Regions from separate parts of the Homo sapiens genome. Here region 2 is linked to region 1. A link is a loop called in an ENCODE intact Hi-C map of the cell type or tissue named here. Cell type or tissue: HepG2. All regions are shown on one strand. Each heading gives the region's core, and the rest is flanking DNA. Links, peaks and the distances in the headings are about the cores only. Region 1 overlaps COL4A6 (collagen type IV alpha 6 chain). Region 2 overlaps COL4A6 (collagen type IV alpha 6 chain).

Region 1 (16,491 bases), core at 3,073-11,072:
CTCTATATCTATCTATCTATCTATCTATCTATCTATCTATCTATCTATCTATCTATCTGGTTTTGGGTGTGTGTGTGTGTGTGTTTTTTTTTTTTGAGATGGAGTCTTGCTCTGTCACCCAGGCTGGAGTGCAGTGGCATGATCTCGGCTCACTGCAACCTCCAGCTCCCAGGTTCAATCAATTCTCTGCCTCAGCCTCCAGAGTAGCTGGGATTATAGGCGCCTACCACCATACCCAGCTAATTTTTGTATTTTTAGTAGAGATGGGGGGGTTTCACCATCTTCGCCAGGTTGGTCTTGAACTCCTGACCTCGTGATCCACCCACCTTGGCCTCCCAAAGTGCTGGGATTACAGGCGTGAGTCACCACACCCGGGCGTGTGTGTGTATTTTAAATTGATATTGCTGTCTTTGGGTTATAGATCACATTCTATTTCTCATTCTTGCTCAAGAATGTCTTCAAGATCTATATTACTATTTGCACAACTACTTTGTTGCTTCTAACCCTTATGTAATATTCAAAAGTATGCATTTACCACATTTTACATGTACATCTCTCTATGGATAGACATCTAGTTTGCCTCTAATCCCTTACACAAAAAATTCTGTGATAAACAAATGATTCTGTGAAAAACATCCCCGTAAGTGTCCTATTTTCAAACCATGGAGAGGTTCTGCAGGATATATATGCAGCACTGAGGTTTCTGGGTATAGGAATACATGGTTAATACCAATGAGTGCTGTCAGATTGTAAGCTGTAACAGTTTACACTTCCATCAGCAATACATGAAAAATCATTTTTTCTCCTCATGCTAACAAACACTTGGTGTTATCTGACTTTAAAATTTTTGTCAATCTGATAAGTATAACTTGATATCTCACTGTTATTTTAATTTGCACGTCTCTGAATACTAGCAAGGCTAATCATCTCTTCATAGGCTTGTTAGCCAATGCAGTTTCTCCCCTTCTGTGGTCTGTCCATTCTGTGAATATGCTTTTCCCATTTTAACAATTGTGTCTTCTGCCTTTTTCTTGTCGATTTACCAGAGTTCCTTGGACATTGTAGCTATCAATGCCTTATCAGTTTTAGACATTGCAAATACCTTCTCCCAGTCTATCATCTGTCTGTTACCTTTGTCTATAGTGTCATTCATTGAACCGGAAGTCTCAAAATTGATGTAGTAAAATTTATGACTTTCCACCTTATGTCTTGTGGTTTGGGGTCTTATTTAAGAAGTTCTACACTATTTCAGGTTATAGAGAAATTCTCCTACATTTACAGTTTTACCTTTCACATTTAGGTTTGTAATCTATCCAGAGGTCACCTTTGTATGTGATATAGGGTAGCAATCCAACTCTATTTTTCTCCAGATAACAGTGCTTTTCTTTTCTTTTTCAGGTAATCGAACCAAGAGGATATGATAGCATATGCTTAGCATAATGTGGTAAATTGGTAGGACTGCTCATAGTCACCCGTGGAAGCCACCAGCCTGGGAGCTCTGGCCACGTTAGGTTCTTCCTGGATATCCTAAGGGTCAAGAAGATCAATAGCTCTGTAAACCTATAGTCCATTTATAGCTTGTAATGTGACACACTGGTTTGGAAGCTCTGTCACATGATGATCTACCCATTCCAATACCAAAAATCCATCCTTCCCTTGATGTAAAATTACTTTTATCTCATCATCTGTTTCTGAGCTCTATATTCTATTAATTGGTTTACTGGCCTTTTACTGTGCACTCCTACTTATTACTAATAATAATATGTCTTTGCAGCATTTCTCAAATTGTAGAGGGGAAAGTCACCTGTTCTTTATTCAAAAATCAATTTAAATATTCATAGACATTTATTCTTCTATCTACATTTTAGAATAAGTTTTTAAAGTTCCTTAAAATATCCTGCTGGTATTTTCATTAGAATGGCATTGAATTTGGCTGGGTGTGGTGGCTCACACCTGTAATCCCAGTACTTTAGGAGGCTGAGGTGGGCAGATCACTTGAGGTCAGGAGTTTGAGACCAGCCTGGCCAACATGGTGAAACCTCGTCTCTACTAAAAATACAAGAATTAGTTGGGCGTGGTGGTGGGCACCTATAATCCCAGCTACTCGGGAGACTGAGGCAAGAGAATCATTTGAACCCGGGAGGCAGAGGCTGCAGTGAGCCAAGATTGCGCCAATGAACTCCAGCATGGGCAATAGAGTGAGGCTCTGTCTCAAAACAAAAACAAAACAACAACAACAACAACAAAAAAGAATGGCATTGAATTTGTAGATTTGGGAAAAATTGACATCTTTACAGTAAGTCATCTCATCCATTAACGTTGTATATCCCACCATTGATTCAGATCTATTACATCTGTTTGTAGAATTTAAAATTTTTATCTATAAAATGTCCAATATACTTTTTGTCAGGTAAATTACTAATAAAAAAGATATGTTACAGGTTTCCTTTTCTGTTGTTATTGTAAATGGTAATTTTACATGTAGAACTTCGCATTTCTATTATCATATTCAGAGTGTGCTTTGGACTAGAATTCTATGTCTAAGGGCCTTTTTCCCAAATTGGGCTTGGAGCATCTAAAGACAAGCCTTTGTTTGGTTCACCTTTCTTTCCACTACTGTGCTTTGCCAAATTAAGTGCTCACTCAATATTGGTTGAACTGAATGAAGGGGGCTGTGAAGCACTTCAGAATGCTTTGAAAATTACTGTTCATGCAATTTTCTGACAAAAATGTCACATGACTCTCATTTAAAAATAAATTAGCCATAGTGCTTCAAATTAAATATTGGAGGAAACAGAGGGGAGAGGAAAAACATTACTAACTATGGTTTTGCATTTTGAATCATGCTAATGTTTTCTACAATCCCCAAATTAACTTATGAAAAATGGAGGGGGAAGTATCTCTGAAACTGAATAGAAACAGAAACAAATGGAGTTAATTTTGGTGGGTAATAACTGGGTGGGGGCATATAGGAAATTTTGGGGTGATGATAATGTTCTGTATCTTGGATCTGGATGGTGGGTACTTGGGTATGTTAACTTTACGCTTATGATTTGGGCCCCTATAAATATCATATAATTTAGAAGTTATAAAAAATGTAAAATGAGACATTATAGCAGTTCACAAGTAATATAAATGTATATAAAACACTTAATATAATGCCTGACACATAATAATAATACCTACACTTACTCTAACTCAGGCCTGTGCTAAGCATCTCATAAAGATGGTACCATAGAATGCTCAGAAAAGCTTATGAAGTAGGTACTATTATCATTGCCATTTTATGTATGAGGGAAATGAAGCAAAGAGAAGTTAAATAACTATTCACAATCATACAGTTGGAAAGTGGTAGAAATACCATTTAAACCCAGGCAGTCTGATTGCAGATTGTGTACTTTTAATCACTATGCTGAACTGCCATCCAGGAAATAGTGCTATTATGATTCATATATTATATATAATCTTATATATTATTCATATATAATAAATATACATAATAATATAATATATAATAGTAAATATATATATATATATATATATAGCCCTGAACAAAAAGTGTTCTGACTGAGCTGTTTTCAGAGTAGCATAGCTTGGTGAGGGGTGCTCTACTGCACCTTAGCTACCATCATTTCTAAGGAGCTGAACCTGGAAGCTCTGGAGAAGAAAAGGGTTCTACCTCTTGGTCTTCTGCCAGATTATTCTAATGGTCCTTTCTACCTCCTTTCCAAAATGATGGGTCAAAATAGAATCCATTTTCTTAAAAAAACTTTCTATTTTGGAATAATATTAGATTTATAGAAAAGTTCAAAGATAGCAGAGAGTTCCAGTACACCCCTAACCCCATCACCTGGTTTTACTAATGTTAACATCTTATGTAACTATTGTACATTCATCAAAACTAGCAAATTAACATTGGTAGATACTATTAACAAAACTCCATATTTTGTTCAGATTTCACCAGTTTTTTTTTTTTTTTTTTTTAAGAGACATGCCAGTACATTGCCCAGGCTGGTCTCAAACACCTGGCCTCAAGTGATATTCCTGTCTCAACCTCCTGAATTGCCAGGATTACAGGTGCAAGCCACTGTGCTTGGCAGATTTTACCAGTTTTTATACTAATGCCCTTTTTCTGTTCCAGAATCCAAACCAGGATACCTAATCACATTTAATAAAATGCACTGAAATTTGTTTTTGATCATGGTAAAAATACCTAACATAAAATTGGTCCTTTTAGCCATTTTTAAGTATACAGTTCTGTGGCATTAAGTACATTTACACTGTTGTACAACCGTCTCCACCATCCATTGCCAGATCTTTTTCATTTACTCCAACTGAAACTAGTAAAATAAATTTTCACAACAACAAAGAAAACCTGTAGTCCAGAGTAGCTGGAGCCCAGAGAAACACCACCGCACAATTAACTACTAAGCTGTAACAAGACCAGACAGAATATGTAGAAAACATCTAGATTGAGTTAGTGGTAAACCCTCTTAATAAATAAATATTTGGCAATAATAAGCTAAGCAACCTATTTGAGTGAAATCTATAGCCTGAACAAGAAGCTGCAAATAAATGGTTTTTAGAAGACACAATTCTGTGAAAACAATCCAAAAGTAAACAAATCACCAGGAAGAACAAGAGGACTATACTCCTGTTTTCAGAAGAGAACCTAAAAGTGGTCGCTTGACTCACTCCCTGGCAGTTACCTAGCAATGTGCATGGCACCTGAGTGAGTGATGAGACTTACCCAGTCTGGATGTCTTCGGTGGCCCTCTCAAACTCACCAGTGCACCACCTCATGTATTCTGTACCATTAAGCAACTGTTGGAAGACTGCACAGTCAAGCACCTTGTTCTGAGAACAATCCCATAGCATATAAAAAGCTCACATAGCTACTGTTGCAAGTATTTGGCAAAATAAAGAAAGAAGAAGACTCTCTAGATTAGAAACATGCTAGATACTCTCAATCAGTTCTTCTCAGCTGTCCTGTGTCTACAAATCGCTTAGGAATCCTGTTAAAAAAAAAGGTTCTGATTCAGCGGGAGGCTCAAGGTTCTGCTTTTCTAACAAGCTCCCAGGTGATGTTGATGCTGCTGAAGCGACTTCACATTGAACAGCAAGGATATAAAATAGTAGTTCTTAACTTGGCTGCATATTGGAATCACCTAGGAGATTTGGGTCCCATTTCCAGACAGTCTGATTTAATTAATTATTTTAGGGTATGTTATGAACTGAATTGTGTTCCCTTCAAATTCATATGTTGAAGCCCCCCTCCCCCATGTGACTGTATTGGAGATGAGGCCTTTAAGGAGGTGATTAAGGTTAAGTGAGGTCATAAGAGTGGCACCTTGATCCAATAGAACTGGTGCCCTTATAAGGAGAGGAAGAGATACCAGAGTTCTCTCTTGCCATGTGAGGACACAGCATAAAACCAGGCCACCCCATAAAACCAGGAAGAGAGACCTCACCAGAACCTGACCACACTGGCACCCTGATCTTGGACTTCCAGCTTCTAGAATTGTGAGAAAATAAATTTCTGTTGTTTAAGCCACCTAGTCTATGGAATTTTGTTATGGCAGTTCAATCTGACTAAGATAAGGCATGGCCTGGACATTGGGGTTTTTAAAAGCTCTTAAGGTGATTCTAATGTGCAGCTAAGGTTTGGGAACCTCTGCTCTAAATAGTAGTTGAACTGAATGCAATGTCAAAGATGCATCACTCACATACCCATGCATCACTCACATACCCATGCATCACTCATACACAAAAGCTACAGAATATGCTTGGAGAAACATCAACCCAATTCACCAGTTAATTACAGGATAGACATGAACACCCTCCTACACAAACAACTTAGTCATATTCATCAAGGACATCAGTGGCTTCCCCAAAACCTGGGAGAGCTTATGTGATGTTTATAAAAGGACAGCGGTCACATTTTCTCTTTTAGTTCTCTTCAGGAGAAACACTGTGGACAATGTTATTATTTGTATTTTCTTAACCAAGACATATGATCCTTTTTTCTGAGTGGGCATATGGAAAATCCTGTGAAGAATAACCCTTCAGGTATGTTCACCAATTTTTTTTTTTTTTTTTGCTTAATTCACAGGAGAATGATAAGAGAGCTATCACTCTTCTCTGATCACACCAAGCAAGGCTGGGCTGCCATAACATGTTATTTAGTGTTCACTTCTAAGCAGCATTCTCAGAGCTGGAGTTCTTGAAATCAACATTGAATTCCATCAGAAAAGAATATATCTACCTTGAAAGACTTTTATAGCAAAATCAAAGGATTAGGGCGAAAACCCATAGTCTTTTTTTGGTCATCTACTGTGTGCTATTGGCCACTAATCACAAAAACATTCTACTGTGAGCTCAGTTTACTTAGGCTCTGCTTCTTCTTGGCTGACCAATAATGCTGCAATTCCTCACGTCTTAGGATCAGGGCACCTAGAAACACACACCTAAGCATTTGACCTGCTAACCAACTGAACTACAGCGTTGCCCCTCATCATGGAACTTTCACTGGGTTGCTGTAAAGATTAAGTCTGAATCTTCAATGGAAAAGGGCTTTAGAAAAGGATTCAGTACTTCGTGAACAAGACCATAGCATGATGATTAGGTCATGAGAATGTTTGAGGGTGCTGAAATGGTTGGAATGAGTAAGCTTTAGGTTGGTTCAACTGTCCTAACCACCACTTCTTTCCCAGATGCAGATAATCAAGAAATGATCATGAAAATATCTAACAATTTCCTAAGGTTCACTCTTTCGCTTGTTAGCCCCAGGGACTCATCCAAAAAAGAGCCAGATCAGGTGGCCACAGGGCTAGGCTTGACCCAAGGAAAAGAGATTTCTCTTTTCAGACACCATTCAGATGTTCCCTTACATTAGCAGAGACTAAAAAGATATTCCTGAGGGACAAGTCATGTGCTACAAAAGGCAGGCCTTCACAAATTCTCTTGCAAACAACAACTTGGCAGAAGTAGGGTTTTCTGCTTTAACTGGTGAGAGAAGTTTGCTGGGGGTAAAATCACAGAGGAAAACACTTCATCAGTACATGTGACAAGACAAACGTCTTTCATGAACTTTCCCACCTAGTTTAAAAGACTATTTTAACAGAAGGGTGCGTGCATGTGTGCACACAAACAAAAAGGTCAGTCCGATAACATTCCCAATGCCTTTATCCAAGAAGTCTTCTTCACCACTCTGCAGTTTGATCCTCCTTCCCTTCAGATGCTTCCAACAGAAGGCTCACTGCTGTGAGATATTTTTGTCACTAATTAGCTCAATTAAATGGTGCACTGAGCAGAGGGAGCACCATGTTATTGTCAGCATTTACAGGAATCACATGGAAGGAACTCTGGGTCTAGTAGGTAAGGCTGAAAAGCTAAATATGCTTAAACCTCCTCCCACGTACTCCCCCAAAGCTGTGACGTATTGGCAAGTATCTTAGCATTTAGCAAAGCAAAAGCTCGAGATTGCTAAGCCTGGAGTGAAAGTGGTAATCTGCCCCAGCCACACTGAGACGATGGAGGATTGCCTATCAAATAAACTTTTGTGGTCATCTGCACTTGAGCCACCTCGAAAGAGGGTACAGACTCCATATTTCGATATGCAGGTGGCAGCAGTGAGCAAGCCTTACACCCTGTCCTCAAAGGGTGCATATTTTAGCAGAGGAAACAATGACTTTGGCTACTGTCAGTCTGGATCCAGTGTAGGTCCCAGTGATCTGGAAGAAGGAATTCAAGCTCTACGGCCTAATATAGTTCTGAGATGCAACTCAAATGAATTCTGAATTTCTTAGCAAGCAAAAAGCTGGCAGATGATCTGAGAATTGATAGGTTAGTGTACCCTTTTGACAGAGGCTTAAACCAACATTTCAATAGACTGTATAGAAGTGGCCAAGAGGGAGATAAATGTGTCAGAACCAAGCTACTGATATCTCTATTCCTTTTTCCTCTCACTTTCCATGGCCCTGATTACTTGGGTTCCTCTGAACTACTGGGGGAAAATGATTCTTTTCTCCAGTATCTCAAAAGAGGCCTGGGACTGCTAATTGCTCCATCTCCATTTTCTTTATCTCTTTCATGTATGATAGAGTCAGATTTGGGTTGGAATTTCAGTGATTTTACTTACTATCTGTGTGATCTTGGGCAGATAACCTGTCTGTGTCTGTTTTATTATCTTCAATATGCGATTAACAATAGCATCTACTTGGGAGGGTTATTATAAGGATTACATGAGATAATCCATTTATATCAGTTAAAGTTCTTGGCTGCAAGCAACAGAAGTCAACTCTGAATATATTAAGCCAAAAATGGATTTACTGGAAAGAGCAGGAGTGGTCAAACTTTATCTGCTAAGAGTCCAATAGTAAATATTATAGGCTTTGTGGACAATACTGTCTCTGTTACAGCTACTTAACTCTATCATTGTAGCACAAAAGCAGCCAGAGGCAATAAGTAAACAAATGGATGTGGCTGTGTTCTAACAAAACTTTATTTAGAAAAAGAGGTGATGGGTCAGATTTATGGTTTGCCAATCTATGATATAGACTTCCAGAACAGATGAAAAGGTGAAGGAGACTTTTGAAGCTACATAGCAGGAACAATCTGGCCAGGGTATCATAATCGCAGCCGCTGACTACTACTGTGATTGAACTCTGGCTCATGATCTTAGCTTCAGTTGCTCCACAGAGAAAGTGTCCTATTAGTCCAGCCTAGGACCTATGACCACTTCCTATCTACACAGGGACAGGAAGGGGGGTATCTGAACTCCTTTGGCTTCCGCAGTGAGAGGTGGGCCCCAACTCACATCAAGACTCATACAATGAGGGATTCTTTTCAACTAGCAAAGGCATTTTCCTGCTGAGTGATTAAAAAATGACAAATATTCACTATACCTCATAAAGTTCTTGACATAGGGCCTTGCATATGGAAAACTCTTGGTGATAATGATGATGACGCTTATTAATATTAGAGCACTAGTACAATGCCTGATCCATGTGGACACTCGATAGGTTCTAGTCTGTTCCTCTGTTCCTCCCTTTTCCCCTTTCCCTTGTGGACTTTCCCACAACTCACCTCTCACCCCTCACTATTGAGAGGCAGCATGGCACAGTGCTCACAGGCATAGATTCTGGAGACTGCTCAGGTTTGAATCCTTACTCTGATCCTTCCTAGCCTGTGACCTTGGGCAAGCTGCTTTATCTCTGTTTCCTGTTTATAAAATGGAACGATGTTAATAAGAGCACTTGTTTCCAGAGATGATAATGAGGATTAACAGCATCAATTGATATAAAGCACTTAGAACAACGCCTAGTGCATAAGTGTTTACTATTTTTATTCTCTCTCTTCTCATAAACTTTCTACTCTCACCATATCAACACCCCAATCTGTGTCTCCTATCCAATTATTCTCCCTAGCTTTATCCCCACATTTCCCCCTGCCCTCAGACCATGTCTGCTGGGGTGCTGGGCTGTCATCTGAACCAGTTAATAATTACCCTTCCCCCACCACCCCCAACTTGAGGCCTCAGACTTGCCATTGATTCTCTTCCCTCCCTTCTCCCTTCATCCACTATTGATCATTGAGATCTGCCTATGCTTCCTTTGAAATACCATTTGTATCTGTCCTCTCTTTTCTATTTACATAGCATTTGCATTTCCGGCATGAAGTTTTGAAATAGCCTATTAACTTGTTTCCCTGCTTCTACTTTTTGTCCACCTGCCCCCCACTGCCACCAATTCATTTTGCACACTACCAGATTCAACTTCCTAAAAGATTAAAGAGTATGTACCACTAAGCTACTCAAAAGCCTTCTGTGCCTTTCTCCACCCAGAGAAACTTAAACTGGGGTATAAGAATGGGCTTCAGGAGGTCCATAGCCCACTCCTTTCCTTGAAATTAACTATATGAAGAAAATGTTAAGCATCTGTGCATACATTTCTGAGGAGAGGAGAGGATATGTAGCTTCCATCAGATTCTTAAAGGGGTCTGTGGTCCCCAAAATGTTTAACAGATGCTCTAAAGCAGTGGTATCCAGAGTAGGGGTACAGATACCCCAGGGAGAGTACAAGATGGTTTTCTGGGGTATGAGAAGAAACTATCAGAACTATTTTGTTCATTGTATTACATCATCCTGTATGATTTTGTGTATGTTTTATAATGTACTAATATATTAGTATAAGTATACAGTATATGAATATACATATATTGAGGGTGTGCTATTTTTCTTATATGTGTGTATGATCAAAAAGGTTTTGAGGATACTGCTACAAAAGATCAAATAAATATTCCTTTGCACTTCACTCTGTGGTCTGAAGCTATTTTTTCTACCCTTACTCTTTCATGTGAACTTCCACATATATAATGGGCTCATTCCCACCTGTGGACTTTGGTTTATGTGCTTCTCTTTGCACAGACTGCCCTCTCCCTTCTTCTCTGCATATTAAAATGATATCTGTTTTTCAAGGCTCGAGGAAAAATCTCACCTCCACCAAGAAGCTGGTTCTGACTGATCCACCTGCTACACCACTACAAAACTCTCTGTCTAACACTCATTGTATTACCTAAGCAGATGGTTCTTAGATATATATGTTACATGTTTTATTATTGACATATCTTCCACAACTAGAAAGCAAGCTCATTAAAAGAAGACATAACCTCTATAGCAGGGGTTCCCAACCCTGGGGCCACAGACTGGTATCAGTCTGTGGCCTGTTAGGAACTGAGCTGCACAGTGAGAGGTGAGCAGAGGGTGAGTAAGTGAAGCTTCATCTGTATTTACAGCAGCTTCCCATCACAGGAATTATCACCTGAGCTCCACCTCCTGTCAGATCAGCAGCAGCATTAGATTCTCATAGGAGCGCAAACACTACTGTGAACTGCACATGCAAGGGGTCTAGGTTGCATGCTCCTTGTGAGAATCTAATGCCTGATGATCTGTCACTGTCTCTTACCACCCCCACATGGGACCATCTAGTTGCAGGAAAAGCAGCTCAGGACTCTCACTGATTCTACATTATGGTAAGTTGTGTAATTATTTCATTATATATTACAATGTAATAATAATAATAGAAATAAAGCACACAATAAATGTAATGCACTCATATCATCCCGAAACCACCCCACCCCTGGTCTGTGGTAAAATTGTCTTCCATGAAACCAGTCCCTGGTGCCAAAAAGGTTGGAGACTGCTGCTCTATAGGACCTAGTACAGTGCTGGAACAAGTGTTTAGTAGAGACTTCCTGAATAAACTGCTTGGGATACAACAGGATATAGAGTCCTCTCATATTTCTACTAATTATAAGGCTATTGACTGGCAAATGAGGAAACTCATATGAAGCAGGGAATCTTTAGTTATTGCTGATGATCTAGAAACCAGGTGTCAAAGAGTAAAAAGCCTGAGCAAACACAATCCTGTCCAGCCATCCCAGAAAGCTTTATACTTCTAGTCCATTTCCCCAGGGGTTCCAATTTTTGCTGAGACTAATTTATTAAATGTATTTGAGGGGTAAAGCATTAATGACTGATAATGTATTTAATGAGTGTCCCAATCTCAGATAATGACAGCACTCAGATATCTTCATAGGGGTGAAGAATGATTGTCAGGAATAGCTGGGGAGGTCTGCACTTGGGGTTTCCTCATGTCCTTCACATCCACCCCAAAAATGAATAGGGAGAAAAGGAAAAATGGAGGAGCATCAGGATTTTTTTTAACCACACAAAGAGGTGAAATGTCTGTCCGAGGTAAGAGTAAGCACTAGAGCCTCTGTTCTCTCCATTCCTCTCCAGCGCTATCTGCCTTCCACAACATCCACTTCCTCCCTTTCAGGAGTCTGCAGTTGTATAATATACAATCCATGATTAAAATGTCTTCCATTGCAAAGTTCAAGGTAGGTTGCAGTGAAGTGACATGAGGGACACGGAGCTTGAAATACTTCAAAATCCAAATAACTAATCTGAAGCTGGATTTATTGCAATGGGTCAACCCCCCTCAGGCTGTGGAACTGTGCAAACGAAACTCCAGGAACACAGAATGGCATCCAAGTCCCATCTCTGTTCAGCAGGAAGTCTGGAGGATCAGAGAAAGCAAAACAGCTGGCCAAGTTGGGAAACTATAAATTTCTAAACAATTTCCAATTCGCTTTAATGTAGCTGTTCTCTATAGAGTACTGCCTTTTACTTCAAGTCTTTCTGGTGGTAGTAAAGGAGCTCTGAAAGCTGGAGGCAAAGATTAAGACCCCCAACAAGTTTCTGAGAAGGGGCCGAGTGAGAAAACGTTTCTCGGTGTTTAAAACTTCCCTCCACTACAAAGTGGCGAATGAGCATCGGGCAAACATCCTGAGATGAACTCTTTATTTATCTCAATTCCTCTTGGCCAAAGTCTATGAAATAATTAATTCTAGCCCCCTTGTCATCACTTAGATGATCTAGAGAAGTTCATGGACATTGATGACAAGGCTGTCAACCTCTCCCTAAAGCACCATTCCTTTGTGTGCATAGGCTCCCCTTCAAATCTGCTCAATCTCGGGAGGACAGGGCCCTTTGTCTCGAAAATCCCTCCCTCCACAATACAATCAAGGCTTAAGTGACTCCCTGGGCCTGTAGAACCAGTCACAATGCCCCATGCTTCCTGCCCTGAGAGCCCAGAATTCTGAGAGCCCAGAATTCATGACCGTGCAGATAAATGAATTATACACTTGGCCAGAGATTAAGCCTGGTCCTTTGTACAGCAACCTCTGAGGTCTGGGGGAAGATTTGACCTGTCAGGATCTGTGTTCATTCTGCCTTGATGAGAGGCAGAGCAAAGCAGTCCTGGCTGTACAATCCCACACCCTGGGGTGTGATAATCAGCAAATTGCAGACAAGGAATTGGCTATTGCCTGATTCTCATTGTCCGGGGCCTAGGCTGAACTGTTCAGTGGCTGGCAGGCTGTTTTTTTGACTCCAGATGGTGAACCCATCTCTTGCCAGGCAAACCAAGAAATAAGAGCCTTCTGAGCTGAGGTGCTAGCCAGAAACGGGTCACAGGGGAGTTTCAAGGGGCCAAATGCACAGAGCTAAGTCTAACTCAGGATTCCACATGCGGACTGAGGCAGGAGGGAAACTTGAGTCTGAACTTTGTTTCCTTGGCTTTAAACCCAAAGATTTAGATATAGATGGGAGAATGAAAACATCTTTTGAACAGGAAAAACACAAAAATTGCTATCAATCAAACTGATTCCCTAATATGTCAATCAAACTGATTCCCTAATGTATCAACCAAGTAGCCTGCAAATGTGAGTCATTTGAAACCAAACATCATCAGATTTCCAGAGACCTTTGCAAGCCAGATGTGAGCTGTCTGTTGTCTGATTGTCTTGGCTAACTCCTTCTCTCTCTCTCATGTCTCTGCCTAAATGTCTCTTCCTCAGAGAGGCCTAAACTGTTTCCCCAGTCTACATCAGATCCCCTTGTTATAATCTCTAATCGTATATGTTAACTTCTTTCATAGTACTTATCATAATTTTAAATTATTCATATTTGCTCATCTGTTCAACAAATATTTATTATACATTTACTGCCTCTGTAGATACAACAGTGAATGAAATAGACAAAATTCCCTACCCTTAAGTAGCTTACATTATAGGAGGAGAGACAGATAAACAAAAGTAATGTTATAGAGTAAATAAAGGCACAAACATAAATTTCCATGCCAAACATATTTTGCAACAAGTTTTATGCTGGTCAATATATATTCTACAGTGTATGGTTATGACGAATTATGTTTCTTTTTCTTTTTCTACTTGCCTTTTTTAAAAGTTTTGTTTTTAATTGGCACATAATAATTGTGCATATTTATGGGGTACAGTGTGATGTTTCAATCATGTATACATTATTTAATGATCAAATTAGGGTACTTAGCATATCCATCCCCTTCAACACTTGTCATTTCTTTTTGGTAAGAGCATTCAAAATCCTTTTTTCTAGCTATTTTGAAATATACAATACACTATTGTTAACTGTAGTCACCCTACTATGCAATAGAAGACAAGAATTTTTCCTCCTATCTAACTATAAGTTTATACCCATTGACCAACCAATGTCCTTCTCCCCTTCTCCCTACTCTCCCTAGACTCTGGTAATCACTATTTTACCCTCTACTTCTACAAGATCAACTTATTTAGATTCCATATATGAGTGAGTTCATGTGTTATTTACCCTTCTGTGCTTGGCTTATTTCACTTAACATAATGTCCTCTAGGTTCATCCATGTTGTCACAAATAACAGAATTTCATTCTTTTTTATGGCTGAATAATATTCTGTTGTGTACATATACCACATTTTAAAAATTCATTTAACCTTTGATGAACAATTAGATTGATTCTATATGTCGGGTATTGTAAATAGTGCTGCAACAAACATGGAAGTACAGATATATCTCTTCAACATACTGATTTCATTTCCCTTACATATACACCCAGTAGTAAGATTGTGATAAACAAGTCCTCCATCAAAGAAAAGCTCAGGACCTGATAGTGTCACTGCTGAGTTCTACCATTTAAAGAACTAATACCAATTCTTCTCAAACTATTCCAAATAGTTAATGGAAGGAATTCTTCCAAACTGTTCCTACAAGGCCAGCATTACCCTGATATTAAAACCAGACAATGACACAATAAAAAAAGAAAACTACAGGCCAACATTCCTGATGTACATAGATGCAAAAATCCTCAGCAAAATACTAGCAAACAACATCCAACAGCACATAAAAAGATCATTCACCATGATCAAGTGGGATTCTTCCCAGGGATGCAAGGATGGTTCAACATATACAAATGAATCAATGTGATAAACCACATTAATAGAATGATGGACAAAACCATGTGATCATGTCAATAGATGCACAAAAAGCATTTGATAACATCCATTCATAAAAATAAACGTGAACAAATTAGGTATAGAAGGAATGTACCTCAACGCAGTAAAGGCCATATATGACAAACCCACAGCTAGCATAATGCTGAATGAAAAAAAGTTGAAAGCTTTCCCTTAAAAATCTGGAACAAGACAAGGATACCCACTTGTGATTAGCACTTCTTTTCAACATAGTACTGGAACTCCTAGTCAAAGCAATTAGGCAAGAAAAAGAAACAAAGAGCATCCAAATTGGAAAGGAGGAAGTCAAATTATCCCTATTTGCAAATGAAATGATTTTATATAAAAAAACCATAGAGACTCCACTATGAAACTCTCAGAACTAATAAATGAATTAAGCAAAGTTGTAGGACACAAAAATCTATCTTTTTAAAAATTATTGTTCAGATAAATCTGATCTTAACCCATAATAACAAAGTGGTCATCAACAAAGGAAATAATCAGTTTTATAGATACTCCCACTGTCTGTTAAATCAACAAAACATGTTCACATTACATTATGTTTATACCTTTATATATTTACCTCTCTAAATTGTGATTGTTAATATCCTGGTCTTCTTCTATCACCATGTAATGAGCTGCTTGAGGGCAGGGACTACGTCTTATTCATCTTTGTATCCATACAGCCCAGTTAGGTGTTCAAGAAATATTTGAGGGATATTTGTTGAAATGAGAATCCTAGAGCCCTGTGTAGGTACTGATACCACTTGGTGATTTGCATGTAAAAGCCCAGGAACCAAGTAAGAATAAAGGATGCATCCAGCCCAGTGGAGTCCAGGACAGGATGGAACGTATCCATAACCCCTAGTTCTTTCCTAAGTGCATATGGCACTGTCTTGATTCACAAGCCTTTGGGAATTTTATTCTAGGATTTGTGGGTTCCTATGGCCCCCATCTGTCAGATAGCCCATTACTTTATTAAGGCATTTGTTAGAGATTACAGTGAATCTTTCATATAATGGGACCTCTTGGAGAATAGACCGTGCAAGTTTACAGAATTGTTTGGTTCACTGAGGCCTAAGGGGAAAACTTTTATTGATGAAAATCTTTCTAAACTGTCAGACACAACCTTCCTGCCTCACAAGGTACAGTCAAGTGGAGATGACAGAAAATCTTTCTTTGCTATTTGAGGACTAGCTGTGTTGCCAAGTTATTTTCCAGTAGATTATTTTCCATTGTCTGAGACTGCAGGTATAAGAGGTATAGGAGGGAGACTAAGTGACTGAGGATCCCTGGACACTACCTGGAGGCTGCTTTTTTTTTTCCTGGCTTATATCCCTGATCTTTTCTTAGATCATTTTCCTATGGTATATGATTCCTCCTAAAAGAGGAATGCCACAAACATTCCAGATAGCAAAGGTTCTAGCCTATCAGGATTTTACTGAGCATGTCGGTGGCATACCTGTAATCCTATGGGCACACTTAATTTAAGAGAAATTACTTTCATTCTACAATCTTCTTCCATAAGGTGGCAGAAACAGGGTTTCAACAAAAGCACTTCTAGACAGTTGCAGTTGACATCAGGGAATTCTTGTAGTTCACTTTGTTTTTGTTTTTTGTTTTT
Region 2 (16,491 bases), core at 5,345-13,344, 52 kb after region 1:
TCCATCTTGGCCAAAAGTGGGAACTTTTATATCAGAGAGAAATAAATGACTGTATTGTTTAATTAACTGTTATTTTGGGTTTTCTGTCATTTGTAGCCAAATATAATCTTAACAAGCACAGGGTTGATCTTTAATTTATTTAGAACAGCTTCTAATTTTGATATAGAAAAGCTAAGATTTTTAGAGCAGCCAAAGGCTTGAATAGTGCCTAAGTAAGGTCAAATACCTGGATGAAAACGAAAAGCTCTGTCATTTCCCATGAGAAACATAGTACTTAAGCAGCCAAATCAATTCCAGCTGGTGCCAGTTGACAAAAAAAGTACATTTTTTTTGTTTAGTATGATTAATTTCTCATTCATGGAGACAGTAATTCCAATTGGACAGAAATTTATTCAATAACCTTTTTCTGAGCATATACTATAGCCTAGGCACTAGGCTAAGTTCTAGACATAAAGGCGTGTATAGACTGGGGCATAATACTCTACCAGGAGTTCACAATTTAGATATGGAACTCCTTATTTAGATAAGGTCCCTTGTCATGTGAATAGTTCATGAATTTGGCTAAGAAGCTTAGTGCCAGCTTATTTTTAAATAAATCTCTTTTTTTTTTCATTTAATTAGGGATAATGCCTTTTCAACCCATGGTTCTGCAGTGAACCAAGTAATTTATACTTTCAGTGTAAAGAAGCTTCTCCTGGAACTGAATATTCACACAAATGATAAGCTTTACTGGTATCATTGCAATGGAGAAATATATTGGGCGCCACCCTAACCAAATGATTATGTTTAACATTACCAATAATTGGAAAAATGACATCATGTTCCTCCTGATGTGAGACACTGAGAAGGACATAACATGGTAGTAAACTAAAAGGTTTAACTGCAATGTATTCATGAGAAATAATCAGACAAATCTAACTGAGAGATATTCTGCAAAACAACTGGCCTGGACTCTTAACAAATATCAGCATCATAAAAGACAAAAGAATAAAAGTGGGGGTCTGGGGAATTGTTCTAGATTAATGGAGATCAAAGAGGCTGTCAGCTAAATGCAAAGCATAATCTTTGATTGGATTCTGCATTGAAAAAACAAAATTATAAGGACATCATTGGGATAACGGGGAAGTTTGACTACAGACTCTAAACCTGTATATTTTATCAATGTTATATTTCCCAAGAGCAATGAGTATAGTGTGTGTGTGTGTGTGTGTGTGTGTGTGTGTGTGTGTGTGTGTATCAGAGTGTCTTTGTTCTTAGGAGATTCATGCTTAAGTATTTAGGGGTGAAAATTCAAATATCTGCAACTCACTCTCAAATAGTTTGTAGAAATAAAGAGATGGAGCAAGTGTGGAAAAATATTAACAATTGGTGAATCTAGGTGAAAGGTATATGGGTGTTCTTTGTACTATTCTTGCAACTTTTCTGAAGGTTTGAAAATGTTCAAATTAAAAAGTTGGCAGGAAAACAAAAGGCTTGTGCCAAGTTTTTGTTTTTGTTTTTGTTTTCGTTTTAAAAAAAAACTTCTCTAATTATTGTAGGTGCAAGCTTTGGTGTTCCTAAAAGGTTTCAAGAAGGGCCAGACATAGACTTGCAGGCAGCAACCTCCATTCCTCTGGGCATTCCCTTAAGTTGTCCTACTCTCTGCAATATCCCAGCCCATTGGCCTGCACTCACTTCTCTCTCCCTTTTGCATATATTAAAACCAAGCTCCCTGAATAACGCTCACACTTTAATTCTTATTGAATTTATATAAACTAAGGATAGCAATGGCCTCATGGAATTCTGCTTCCAGTGGTGTGCTGGAACTGGCTTGCACTGGCCTGCATTGGCTGGCACTGGTTTGCAGGAGCGAATCTCGTCAGTAGTTTGAAATCAGCCATGCTGGAAATACTTACACCATGGATATCTGCAAATGTTACTAATCAGTGTCCCCCTCTCACCCTCTCCCAGAGCCAGTGGTTAAACATTTACCAGAGCATCCCTAACTTTAATCCTTACCCTGTAAGCGATATTCTGCAGACTCTATAATTGTTTTACAATGTTTCTAAAGGATCTTGAAATTCTCAGAAGATTGCTAACAAAATATCTCATGGAAGGCTCCCTGGTGGCCTCTATTTAGTCCAAGAGGAGGCTTTCATTAAACTGAAGATGTAAGTAGGAAGAAGGAAGTTTACTGTAAAAAGAAAAAGTGTTCACTGTGCTCTCATCCAAAAAGGCTTTCTACTGAGTGGAATTTAATGAAGTAGAAAAGAGGGCTTGACCAGGAGACAAATGGCCTTGTCACTTGCTGACTGTATAAAATTAAGCAAGGCAAATAACCTCTCTGGGCCACAATTTTCTTGTCTCTAAAATGGGATCATTAATAAAAGTACCTGTCTCACAGTTACTATTAAGTGGTGTGGGATTTCCACATCTATGTATTAAAATGTGACATATAATCATCAGAGCTAACGTTTAATGAGTCCTTTGTAGAAGGCAAACATTGTACTAATTTGCTTAGAAATATAATCTCAATTAGACTTTACCATAATTCTATAAATTTGGAATTATTAATACTTCCTTGATCTTAGAATTGAGCCCAAAGCAATGTAGTATGTGCTTAATACTTGTTTATTGTTACTGGTAACTCCTTGTATTTGTGAATAATTAAATTTGGTCTTTGTCATAATCTGGTGAACACGCAAGGTGTTATGTCCTTAACCTAAACCTCAGATTAAATGTCTTGTTAATAAGCAGCACAGCAGAGAGCAGAGCTAAATCCTTTGAACTCTCAGTCCTGTGCTCTGCTACCTGTGTGACTTTGGTCATGACACTACCCATCTCCCAGTTCCTGGGTGCTTTTTAATCTGAAAAAGAAAGAGGTTGAATTTGGAGATCACATAGGGCCTTCCAAATCAGATACGTCTTGAGTCTGGGGTGACCAATTCATTCCAGTTTGCCTAGGACATTTCCAGTGTTAGCACATTAAGTCCCATGTCTTGGGAAAGCCCTCAGTCCTGTGCAAACCAGGGTGGCTAGTCACTCTAGTTGGGTCTGCCCTCTCATTCACAGAATCAACCTAGGCTTCTGTCCAAGAGGACCTACCCAGCTCCATTATCTAGCTCCAGTCACCTCATTTCCTCAGCTCTCATTAGGACCTTATTTACTGATACTTTCTCAGTCTCTTTTGTGGTCTTCTCTTTCTCTGCATGTCCAACAATTTCCCCATAATCCTCTCTGCTGGTGATAAGCACTGACAACATTTTAGTGCATGTCATTTCAACCTTTTTTAAAAATTGGGTGTAGAATAATTATCATTACAAAATTGTGATCATATTGTATAAATACTTGTTTTCCATAATTCTCACTTAACATTATGCCATAAGCATTTTTACAAGTATTAAACATTCTTCCAAGAAACATTACTTTATGTGACCATATGATATTCCACTGTAAGGGATATACCATACTTCTTTAAGTAACCATTCTCCTATTGTAAGACATATAGGCTTTTTCTATTTTTTTTTTTACTGTTACAAATAGGGCTCTGATTAGTATCTTCACTTATAAATCTTTCTTACTCCTGTATTTCCTTCAATTAAATTCATAAGAGTAGAATTCCTGGGTTAAAGACTGTGAACATTTTTAATGTTATTGATACAAAATGCCAAAAATGCAGAGAGGATTAGCTGAGACGGGAAATTGCCAGTATTAATTTTAGAGACACATTTGGAAACGCTTTAAACAATATCTGGGTGAATGTGGAGCTTCTTTTTATAAATGGTTCTGTGGTGAGAACTTAGATTACCTTGGAGAGCACTTTAAAGTTAAAATCTAAGAAGGCAAACAAAATTGTTAATGAAATGCTTAGTCAATGTGTATTGTATTGTTTATTGTAGGTGGCATTTTAGATTTAGATGACAAACATGATATAGCAGAGGCCTCTTTTTAATCACTGTATAGAATATATCTATGCCCAATATAAGGCATACAACTTAATTTTTTATGTAGAATTATTATACTCCTACTGTAATTGTACCTTTGTTAGTATCACAAACTGTTGGTCATATTTTTAATTTTTTTGATACAGTATCCTTGGTCTGAAACATAATTCCATTTATAGCATTGTTCTTATGGAAGCAATTTTCTTCGAATATCACTTGTAATATTGCATTTACAGTTAAAAAGTAGGCACCACTTATACCACCATTGTCTCCTCCTTCCACTGACCACTAGAGGGGAGAAAACATTCAGCAGTAGCTTACAACATATTTTCATCTTCCAAAGGGACCAAGGTGGTTTTCAACACATGCTTTCTGTTTAACACTGCCTTCCGCCTTCAGCTATTTCCTGCTGGGACTATTTCTGTAGCATCTAGACTTCATCATTGCAAAATGGGGCCGCCTCTTAGAAAGATTGTTATCATTTCCTTTATTAGGAGTTTATGAAGCTCTTTAAGAGTGAAAGGGTCATCTTCTCCCGCTTGTTGCATTTTCTCTTCTAGATGAAGGGAAGGAGATAAGAACTTTAAAGGTAGAGTGATAGAAGCTATTATTCTATATGTGAACAATGAAAATTAGAATATGTGAAGCAATCAAGACAAAATTCCAAGGACATATCTATAGGACAAAGTGAACTTGTGTACAACAGCAAGAGAAATAAAACCCTGAAAAATCACCACAGTAATCTGTTTCAATCCAACTCAGGGCTTCTCTGAGCCCCTCCCTGAAAGTCTCAGCCCCCATCTCAGCCTCTTGGCTTACTGCTGCCACCACACAGTAGAAGGAAAAGCACTGTCGTCTCAGCTACTAGGGAGGCAGAAGTGGAAAGATTTCATGAGCCCAGGTGTTCGAGGCTGCAGTGAGTTATGATGATGCCACTACCCTCCAGCCTGGATGACACAGTGAGATCCCGTCTCTTAGGAAAAAAAAAAAAAAAAGAAAGGAAAGAGAAGGAAAAAAGCAAAAAAAAAAAAAAAAAAAAAAAAAGCCATGATTTCCACTTCAATAATTGTCTAGCAAAACAGCAAGCCAGCTTTATTGCCGGGACCATTTTATCCTTGTGCCCAAGTCTCCAAGCCTTTGGTTGCCAGCAGTACTTTAGTGTTTTGGGAGGTATTATTACAGTATAATGGTTGAGGGTATGCATATTTGAACCAGACAGATATGGGATTGAATCTCAGCTTCACAACTTTCCAGTTATGTGACCTTTGATTTCCTTTATTTTTAAAATGGAGAGGATGATACCACTTATTCTCACAAAACTGTTGTAAGAATAAAGAGATAATTAATACATAATAAAGCCCTTAGCAAAGTGTCTCACCTATGATAAGTACTTAATATTATTATTAGTCAAGTTTGGGTCTCTGGTACTTGCTCTTACATTGTGTTCAGGCAGCCTATTTGGACCTCTGCCAACTGCCCACCCTGCCCATGCTTAGAATGGATTTTGGAAGCTACTTAAAACCTTAAATGATAACCTGGCTTGAAATCTATTCCAGATTCTCATCCCAACCTGCTAACTCTAAAATAGCCCATGGGTTATAATCTGAACTATATTTGGGACTTCGGATTCTACCCAACCATACAGGTCTGCTGAGGCTACTTGGTTTACTCAGGCAGGTTATACCCAACCTGACACTGTACAAGTCCAGGTTATACTAGGTATTCTACAGGTCAAGTGATTTTTTTTTTGATGACACCTGGGAATCATTGTAGATTCTTAAAGAGGAAAATGTTGTGACTGCCATGAGGAAAGCAGTCAGCGATTTAAAGCCAAAAGTTATCTTTATGTTTTTAGTTGATTAAACTGGCAAGAATTTGCAGGAGCTATTTAACTTAATTGGTATACTACCTGGCATGCACTTCCTTGCTTAATAAATGCTTTTTATCAAAACTCGCCTTGTGGGCAGGCTGCCTAGGTTGATTCTAGGCCATATAACTTGACAAGTACTCTATAATTCCACATTCTATCCACTCACTGATGCTACCAAAATAACTACCAGCATTTATTGAGCATGTACTCTGTTTCAAGACATTGCATCAAACATTTAGCATGTATATTCAATTTAGCCCTCATAGCAGCCCTGTGATGTACATAGGATTACTATTTTCATTTTCAGCTGAGGAAACTGAGGCTTACAGGGGTCAACTGCCCAGGGTAACATGTTTAGTATGGGGAAACCAGACCAAACGTAAAATCCAAGCTTGGTACCTAAGTTCTTTTCTTATCACTATGCTAAATAATGACTTTCTATTAAACAAAAGTAGGTCTAACAAAGGGTAACAAATTAAGGTTTTATAAGTGTTTAAGATCTTCATTGCAAACTAATGTCACTAGCTGAGAATAAATTTTGTTAGGGCAATTGTGTTTTTTTTTTTTTTGGTGTGTGTGTGTGTGTGTATGTGGTGTAGGTAGGCAGGAGGATGGCAGTTGCTAGGGACACCAAAGCCATCAATTCCTTAAGGAACAAAGGAGAAAAGGGGAAGAAGTAGAAGAGCAAAACAAGAAGGTTACAATTGTTCCCTTTGGTGTTCCTATGAATGAAAATGAAAATAGACCATGGCACAAATAAAGAACCATCAGGGAGGTAGAAAGAGACGCTTCGGTTTGGGGTCCAGAGAGATCTGTCTTTGACTCTGAATTCCACCACTTATGTGCTATGGGAGCTTTGCAAATCATTTAACCTCTGTAAATGTTACCTCATCTGCAAAATGGGGTTTAAAATAAATATTTATTCCCCAGGGCTACTGTGAAAATTAAACGAGACAAGGTAATGAAATGTTCTGGAATTAGATAGTGGTGATGGTTGCAGAACCTTGTGAATATACTAAAAAGCACTGAATTCTACACATTCAAGGGGTGAGCTTTATGGTATGATATTTATATCTCATTTAAAAAATTAAATGAGACATATATAGAATACCTAGCACAATGCCTGACATAGAGTAAATACAGATAGCAACAGCTATTACTATCTCATTATTATGTGTTATCCTTATCATTTTTACAATAATGATGATTAAAAAGATGACAACTGTTATCTTTAATAGATCTGACAGCAATCTCTGTATCTTAGTAGGACAAATACATCTCCATGTGCACATTAGTCAAGAGGAGGAGATGATCGGGCAGTTTCTGTATACATTTAGATCACAGATGGGATTACTAGACAAGGAGCTCATTTGGCATCTACAGGAGGCTCAGGGGATGCTGGCAGCTGGGTCACCTTTCCAGAATGAATTGCAACTTCCCCCTTGGGCTCTATCAACACTTCTTTCGGGAGCTCTGGCTTTCTGTGGGCCCAGATGGATACTGAAGGATCTTTGACAAATAATAGTAGAACTGCCAAAGCCACCAATAGCCAAGCCAATTGGAAAATCATGGTGGCCTTTATGTCACTTGCATATTTATTAAGCACCTACTGGAAGGCTTAAAAAATAAGACTGTTGTTTAAAAAAGTGAAAAAATGCTGTTTTGAAAATAAAGTTGTATCATCATAATTCCTTTTGAGGTTAATGGTTTGGGTTTTGTGGATCAAACATTTTTCTTTGGTTGCTTATGCAAATCGGACTAAACTTTTTCTCTGCACTTGGACAGGTCCTATCTGGCAATTTACAGATAGGCTGACCCATCTGCAAAGCAAGTTGGTTATTGCATATGGGTGATAATGCAAGTGAGTAGGAGTGGGGTTTTGGATGGTCAGGGATTGGAAACATATGGGTTTTATTTAATGACGTTTCCAAGTCAGGGTCCAAATTATGGATGTTTTCTTGGTATGAGTGGTAAAGTGGATAAGGGAGAGACTAGCCACCATTTAATGCCACAGTTGGTGGTAGTTAATGGCTTGAATATTATATAAAAATCTAGACATTCTGTTTTTAGTGGAAAAAAGAAACTTGGTTCAAAGATCCTATTTGGTTATTACCTCATTTTAACTGAAAATGCTGCCAAATTATGTTATCAGAACGATCAGCAACACCTAATGGATGCTTTGAGTGTTCAAAAGTTTTCTAATAGATTTGGGTTGTGTGCTTTCTCTAATGACTATCCCTAAGGGACCATATTCTCTGGGTAATATAAATGCCACTTGCAAATTTGTAAAGATGGTGGTAGGAGCAGGAAAGTGTATAAAGTTACTCAAAGTTCAAGATGACTGAAAATTAAGTTAATCCAGTACTGTGAGAAAAGTGAATTTATGTTGTTCACTCTGTCAAACCCAACAGATAAGCTCTGTTCATGCTAATATTTGGCCACAGGCCCACTTCTCCTCCATACCTAGGCAAGGAGGTATTGGGATGATTAATGGGTGAGAATTGCTACTCCTTCCCTTTCGTGGTCCTATCATTTCTGAATCAGAGAGTGAAAATGGGTAGGGTATGACCTCCTACTGCATGTCTGTTCCTCTGAGCCTCTAGCCACCCACCTCTAACCTCAGTAAAACTCTTTATAAAATATTTCTCCTCTCACGCCATCTTCAGCTAATCCTGCCCATTGGAAACTGTTTTCTGGATATTGGCTATATATTGTTCTATTGAACAAAGCTCTATACAAAGGAGAACCAAGACAAAGTACCATTAGTCTGATTTTCAAGGGGCTCATAATCAGTAGGGGAGAATAATTGTAATAGCAATAACATCAATGCTAACAGTCGTAGTGATGGTGGTGATGACTATTGAGTACTTAATGTGTGCTAAGCACTTTAAACAATTATCTCTTTTAATCTTCATAGTAAATATTATTTGTTGATTCATTCATTCAACAAAACAAATCAGACCAAGCCCTCTACTCTTGGAACAAAGGAAATGTGAAGCTTTGTCCACCAAGGTAGGAAAATAATCAAAGGAATAGTATCCTGGAAGTCAAGCAAAGAAAGTTTTTCAAAAAAGAGAGAGTGAAAAGGCATTTTAAATGCTGATGGTAGGTCAAGTAAGATGAGGACTGAGAGATTACCATTGTAATTAACAATGTGTTTGTCACTTGTGACCTTTATAAGAAAGGAGTGGTAGCAACGAAAGCCTGATTAGAATAGGTTCAAGAGAGAATTGGGAAAGTGGAAATTTTGAGTATAAACAAATATTTCAAGAAATTATGCTATAAGGGGAACAGGGAAATAGGATGGTAACTATAGGAGATGGTGGAGTTAAGGGAGGGTTTGATAATACTCAAATCTAATAATTAATGGAGTGCTTACTTTGTGCCAGGCACTATGTTAATTGCTTTAAAGGTATTAGCCTATTTAATTATCTTAACAACCCTGAAAGATAGGTAATATTATTCTCAAGTCACAGATAAATAAATTGAAGTTCAGAAAATAGCTAAACCATTCACCTAATGCAGAGTTTCTTAACCTTGGCACTACTGACATGTTGGGCTGGATAATTCTATGTTGTGAGGGGCTGTCCTGTGCATTATAGGATGTTTAGTAGCATCCCTGTCCTCTACCCACTAGATGCCAGTATGACCCCACCAGTTGTGGCAACCAAAAATGTTCCCAGACATGGCCAAATGTTCCCTGGGGGGCAATATGGTTGAGAATCAATGGGTAAATGTGTATCATTTACACATCTAGTAAATGATAGAACCAGGGCTTAAAAGATTAGCTATCTGACTCCAAAATCCATGCTCTCAACCACTGCCCTTACTTGTATTCCCCAAATGGCAAATTTCTCTACCCTGTTCTGGGTCCCTGTGGGCCCCTGGGAAGTGGGAAGAAAATCTGGTCTCTAGAGTGAGGGGCAACTTACACTCAAAGATATTTTTGTTTGCACTGCAATTAGTGTTCCTGCTCACAAGTTCCTTGGCTCAGGCTTGCATGCAGTCCCTCCCCTCCCCTCTGCTTCTCTTCCCTTCCCTCCCCTCTCCTGTCTTCTCCTTTCTATCCCATCTCGTCCCCACACCTCTTTTTCTCTCTCTCACGTGTGTGTGTGAGTACACACACCACACACACACACACACACATCTTGCCTTCATAATCAAGGAAAGACTTTTCAAAAACACTCTTCAGAGTTTAAGTCTCTTCTTTACTGTGGGCCTGTTTCCCCATATGTAAGATGAAAGGGTCAGACTAGATGATTGCCCTTCTGGCTCTGCCAACTGTTCTGTGAGTCTAGCGCTCTCCCTTTCTTCATGAGGTAAATACTTTTGTTGGGGGGAATGAGGGGGGTGTTTGGAACAAGGGACGTTTTAGGCCTTCCAGTGTAGAAGCTGGTGCAAAGTTCCCAGGCTGCGTTTGTCTTTGTGCCGTGTTTGCTTCAGAACTGCCTTCTCCTGTCGCTCAGGGCCGAAGGCCACTCTGGCTCTGGCCGTGGCCTGGCTTGGTGGGGCGGCGGGTCAGACAGGGCATTGTCCAGGGCTACCTTGGCAGCCTGGGCTGGCAGGGGGAATTTCTGTCGCTTCTGCTCTGTTTCCCGCCTGGCCTCCGGGCCCTCTCCCTGGGCGGCCTCACCACTGACCCTGGGAGGTCACCTCCCAGCCACGGGTGGGTGATGGCGCTGCAGGGATGGCTGTGTGTGGGAACGGGTGCTGTTCTCGGGGATCCCCGAGGAGCAAGGATCTTTCGGGGATGCTGTGAAGAGCCCATGCTGATCCCAGGGCGGGATCAGGTTCCCCTCAGGAATCTGGGAAACTCTCAAGGAGGCCCTGCGGGGGCTGGTTAAACTGTCTGGGGTCTGGGGGCGTTGGGTCATTGGACTGTAAATGCAGGGAGGGGGCAGGCGGACTTGCCACATTGCAGGCTCTGGTGCCTCCAAGGGACCTTGGAGGCCTTCAAGTCTCCTTGCTCCTTTTATGAAGGAGGAGGAAGAGGGAGAGACGGGCTTCTATTCTGCTCTCAGAGCTCTGGCTCAGTTTGGACTTGATTTAAAAAGTAAAATTCAGGGAGAAGTTTAAATTTCTTACTCTGGTACCAATTACAGGAGCAATGGGACCCCAGTTCTGATAATGGATCGCATCAGATCACTAAACTGTCTGCCACATGCCTCCAAAAGCAACCCACGTTAGGCATCTTGGGACTCTGTGTCCTCCTGCTGTTGAGCCTCTTCTTATGTTTATTATCTGTGTCTTTGTGGTACCTTTGTGGTTCCTGAGGGGTCAATATTAGTATCTATGTGGATATGCAGGTTTAAGCACATTTCTGAATTCATAGAGTGTCTGAATGGGTTTTAAGAATAGCAAATGTTGCTGTGTATATGTGTGGCTTTTCTCTCTGTATATTTTCAGTTAATAATTCTTCAACTGAATTTCAAAGGCCACGTTTAACCCCTGGCTTCCTTTCCTCCCTGAGCTTTGTGAAGTTTAAGGCTCTGTTCTTAAAGCAAAGGGGCCCTGTCTGGGGAGCCTGTTTAGACCTGTCTCTTCCTTTTGTTTGCTTTCTTTTTGTCTCTCTCTGGGGAAACCTGGCTCCTGAACCCTGGTTACCCCTTATTCCTCTCTGGGCCCCACAGCATGTTCCTCCACAGCTCCCTCCCTTGCTCATAGCTGTATTGGCATTCCCCCAACAACTTGTGAAGGGGGTAGCAATCACTGACTCGTGTCAGCTCTGAGAGAGAACCTAACTGAAGTAATGGAATGCAAAGTCACTACAATTACTTGAACTAGCAAAGACATGTACAAGGACAGAGACCACAATTTCTTTGATAACCAAACATACATTAATCTTTCTTGGGGCTAAAGAAATGAGCATTTTTTCTTTTGGTCTTCAAAAATTAAAAAGTAAAACTGAGCTTATAAGGCTGAGGATAAAAGGTGTAAAGGCTGTCATAGCAAAGCCTAGGGCTTAGCTAAGTCCACCGTAGGAGCCTGCCATGGTCACAGCCAGTAATTCAGGATAAGGGCACAATTCTAAGGTACTCTGCAGACTTTTCTGCTGACCAAGCTTTAAAATCTGTTTTATATGAGACAATGACTTCCTTCTTTCATGATTCCCCAAACTCTGCCTTATACTTATAACCCCCACAATAAAATTTGTCAGGTAGGAAACAGATGCTCTTTCAGGACCCTTTGAGTTGGTCTTTCTCCCTGGGCATCATAGTAATTACAGGAGCTTTTAACATCCCACAGAGAAAAGCATCTAATAGTCCTACCTCTGGAATCAAGACAGGATCATCTCAGTGATGCCAATTCCACTTGATTTTATGATGAATTCTCCTTAAGTGGAATTAGTAGGGACTAACCAATGGGGACACTGGTTTCCAAAGAGTTAGACAAATGTGAGGGAAAGGAGCTAGAACTATTTTCCAGCTAATTTTTTAAAAATTAAAATGTCATACATTCATCTAAAGTGAAGACTAGGTCACATCATCAAATCACTAGTTTGGGTCTCTCTCTCTCTCTCTCTGTGTGTGTGTGTGTGTGTGTGTGTGTGTGTGTATTCAGGAATAGAGAAAACCACTGAAAGAAAGCATCTAAGCAGCAGAAAAAACAAAGTTTCCATTCTGTTGTGCTAGGGGGTCTTGGACATGCCACTTACATCTAAAAATAGGGAGCTTAGTGTCTGCCTATCATGTCTCTTACTCCAATCCACCCTGGATAACCCTCACCAAATTAATATTCCTAAAGAAATATTTTTTGTCATAATATTTTTAAAAAGAGATAGCTTAATTACTACAGACCATACCAGTCTATCCATTTGAGGTTTCGTGATTTACCATTTAGACTTTTAATCAGATGCAGTGATGGGTAGTCAAACATTGGCGTGTGTGTGTGTGTGTGTGTGTGTGTGTGTAGCCGCCCTAAGTAGAAGTCTGGTACTTATGAAATGTTTCCATTCCCCACAGTGCCTGCACCAATATTTAGCCCCCAGAGTACTTTCTTAAATGTTTTTCTAGGGGGCTTGAACCTCACAAAACACAATGAGATAAAAGAAAACACAGAACATAGTCTAGGACTTCCACCTCTAAAAGTAAAGATGGTCATTAAATAATTGGCTATGTGCTTCATTTGTTAAAATAAAAGCTCTTTTGAAAAGATGATAGTGAAGCAAATTTCTGCAAAGCAATGCACATTTTTCCATCAACTTTTACTATAGCTTAGAGAGTTGCTGTGCAATTAATTTTCTTAAACATTCTTGGAAGACTTCCATTAATGCGAGTCTTCTCAAAGTAGACACCAAATTACTTCCCTGACATATACTTGGTAATTTCATCTCCACATGTTTCTAACTCCATTGCAGTGAACTTTCATACAGTCAGTGGCCTACATAAAGGGACAGACACACATTACAGCTGTGAAAACTGACATGACTCCTCACAGAACTTGTAATCACATATAAAAAACATGCTTTCCTTAAGCTTGGAATTCATTTCTTAAACCTTTAAAAGAGAAGGATATTAGAAAAACACTTTAAAACCCAGACAGGGATATAAATGGATGCTATACATGCAGTCAGGAATTACTACTCACTAGGGTGGAGGACGAAGGGCAATTGATTTGTTGATATCTCGTGGATGTCTTCCTAGCAGATTTTCTCCACTCCAAGTATTCCTCCAATCACAACAATCTGACTGCAACGAGTAATGCAGGGAGCTCAGCTGATTATGGCCACAAAGGTTTCAGAGGCCATTTGACATGGTGGAAAGAACACTATGGAGGGGAATGGAACACTTGATTTAAATCTCAGTTATGTCACTTACAAGAGATCTTGGGACAGTCTCTTAATCTCTCTGAAACTTTCTTCCAAGCCCATTCATAATTAAAGTGAGGGAAAGAGCATTCATAGGCATGCCAGGAAAGCCTTTTGTAACCTACGATGTACCTCTTGAGGGCTGGATCCAACCTTCCAGCCTTGCAATTTTATTATTTTATAAGTTCCTTTGGTGTTTCACTTCTCCCAGTTCCTGAGATCTCCATTGCTTTATTCTATGTGAAATTGTCAAGGTGAAGCTCTAAAGTTGGTTGCATGACTATGCTATAAGGAAAGAGCAAGAGACTTTGTGACAGTTATTTTTCTCTTATCCAGAGTTCTTTTGCCTCTGTCTGCGGGCTCCCAGCTATTTTAAGTATGGTTTAGGCCAGTGGTCTCCAAATCCTTTTGATTGCACACCCTTTTTCAATTAGAAAAGCTTTGAGCATGCTTCCTCAAAACATGTATATTTATACATTGTTAACAATTATATAAATCATACACATGTCCTAATCTCTCCCCCATATATTAATGATAATATATATAAAATGAAACACACAATAAATAAAAAGTGTAAAAGGATGAGACAAAGATGAAATAAACAGCATGTTAAATGTCTTGTTAATTGTGATGGCTTTATTATATTATTAGCTAATACCTTAAGGCACAATTATATACTTAGGGCAAGATCTTTCATCATTGAGAATTGACATAAATCCATATTTCATATAGTCTTCATTATTCTTGCAATATGTTTTTGCTGACTTCTTGTCAGGTGTAATTAGATTACCATGGTTTTTACTTCATAATGAGGCTGATAAAAATCTCATTTTAGGAGTAGAAGTGTGAGCTCTGCCATGTGCTTACATTACTAGTATTATCTCCAATACATGGTCTATTTGCAGGAATCTTCTTAAGCTGCTTGTCCATTTTGTGAGGGTTAAATGTAGTTAGATAATATCCATAAATCTACTTAACTAGGTCCAAGGAAACATCAATATCTCTGGTATACATTCAGGAAAAAAAGTAAGGGCCCCAAGGACACCCCTCCATCTTGTGGAGCCCCCACTCTTCCCTCAGGATACCTTACAGAGTATGCACAACAGGAAAGCCGAAGAAAGCCAACTCACCTGATGAGGATGCCAGTGAAAATACACATGTTACATATAATAGTAATAATAATAGTCTAATACATAGCATTTAGTGAACCACACAGCTTTAAACACTTTATATAAATTATTTAATCCTAAATCTTAATTTCTTTCTAGTGTCTCTCAAATTAAATGTGAATAGAAATTTTCATATTTTCTTCTATACCCAACAAATTGACCTGCATGCCCTCCCCCCTCCACCCCCCCAATTTGCAGACCACTTATTCAGGCTCTGAGATTAAGAATCTTTGGATAAGTGGGATGCCTCTATAAAGTACATTGCAGCAACTCCTCCCTGCTATCCTGCTGCTGCAGTTTTCATGTGTGCTGATAAATGACAAAAAATAGAAACTGGAGTCAAAGATAAGTGACATAGGAAGCAATCCCAGGCAACTGAAGGCAGAGGGGAGAAACTAGGTGAGGAGGAGGCCATGGTGGAGAAACCAGGAATGAGGGATGGAAAGCTAGAAATGGAGCAAGAGGGAAGGAAGTCTTGAGGGAGAAAAGGGGAAGTTAGAGACTAGGGAGGAAAGGAAGAACAAGAAGCAAAAAGGGGCACACATCTGGCAACTGAAGGAGGGGGTAGACTAGGAGGAGATAATATGTCGCTTGTTGACCTGCAAGATGCTCACTCATGTCTTAATATCTGATGTCTCTGTCATATGACTTAGCAGGGACAGCAAAAGGAAAACTGAGTGGTCCCCCAAAATTTGTGATTTGTGCACACAGATATGCAGAGTGAGCATGGCTCCTCTCATCAGAGAGGCACATGAGATTTATACAAGCAATGCAAGGACAGGGCAATGCTTCATTTAAAGAGCGAGTTTCTAAAGCTAGAACGGTAAGCAGAATGACTCCTAGGCAAGGCAGGGAAGATTTTGTTGGGTTTTGGTGAAGAGAAATTCCTGTGACTCTTCAAATCACACCATCCAGATGACCAAGGAAGGAGAGTCCTGCACATTCCTGCAGAAGCACAATTTCAGCTGTCAGGAGCATCTAGAAGCAGCAGCAGTAAAGAAGCCACAGCAAATGAGTTATATCTGAGGCAGCTGCCAAGACACCATTCAGAGGATAGGACATTGTCAAACATCACCTTCCGTATCTCACTTCAATACTAGAAAGCACGATAATGCACTCTAGGGGCAAGGAACCATCAGGGTACAGTAATGTGGTGTCTGACTTAGATTGTCAGAGCTTGCAGGTCCTTTGAGATCACACATCCCAAATCTCTCATCCCACCTATGGGAAAACTGAGACCTTGAGAGGGGAAAGCACCAAACCAAAGTCATCCAGTTGGCAAAGCTCACGCATGACACTTAGGTCTCTGGATAGTTAAAGCAGTGTTCTTGTCTCCACAGCTGTGTATTTATCTATCTCCTTCTCCAGCTCCTTGGCTCTTCTCTAGCAGAAGCCTCCCTCACTAGTACATATAATATATTCCATAAATCCTGTAATGTCACAATACAATCAAATAAATGATTAAGATAACCACGAACATCTGCAGGGCTATGATTGCATCTTGATTCTGTGCAGAGACACATGTTTTAACACTATCATTAATTATCCTGAACCGAAAGAACCATATGTAAATATACAAAGACCCCTGATTTTCTACCCCGTCCTTTACTACCACCTAGTGGCTACTTCTCTGCTCAGACGTTACTTCCCCCCTCCCACAAGGAAGAGGAACAAGACCATCAACTTTGCAAAAGGTTAAGAGGTTTTTAATGAAAGGTTTGG

What was found. Hi-C counts contacts between places; a loop is a spot of excess contacts. Peaks named below come from ENCODE experiments on the same cell type or tissue, not always from the same donor. Only the 100,000 strongest peaks of a DNase experiment are listed, where the experiment ranks them.
Region 2: it touches region 1 in a loop (3-fold over the local background); 3 of 110 quality-filtered maps call a loop at or near these places.

The regions. Positions count from the first base shown.
Region 1 is chrX:108,238,030-108,254,520 of GRCh38, forward strand. The region is part of intron 3 of COL4A6 (collagen type IV alpha 6 chain); the gene reads right to left. Among named protein-coding and RNA genes, the nearest start is that of ATG4A, 150 kb to the left of the region's middle. In HepG2, for the core only: a CTCF peak has its summit at 7,628; a DNase peak (open chromatin) is centred at 8,442.
Region 2 is chrX:108,288,052-108,304,542 of GRCh38, forward strand. All of the region lies in intron 3 of COL4A6 (collagen type IV alpha 6 chain), which reads right to left. Among named protein-coding and RNA genes, the nearest start is that of COL4A6, 140 kb to the right of the region's middle. In HepG2, for the core only: no CTCF peak of the experiment used is centred there; DNase peaks (open chromatin) are centred at 10,180 and 11,390; H3K4me3 peaks cover 1,770 bases.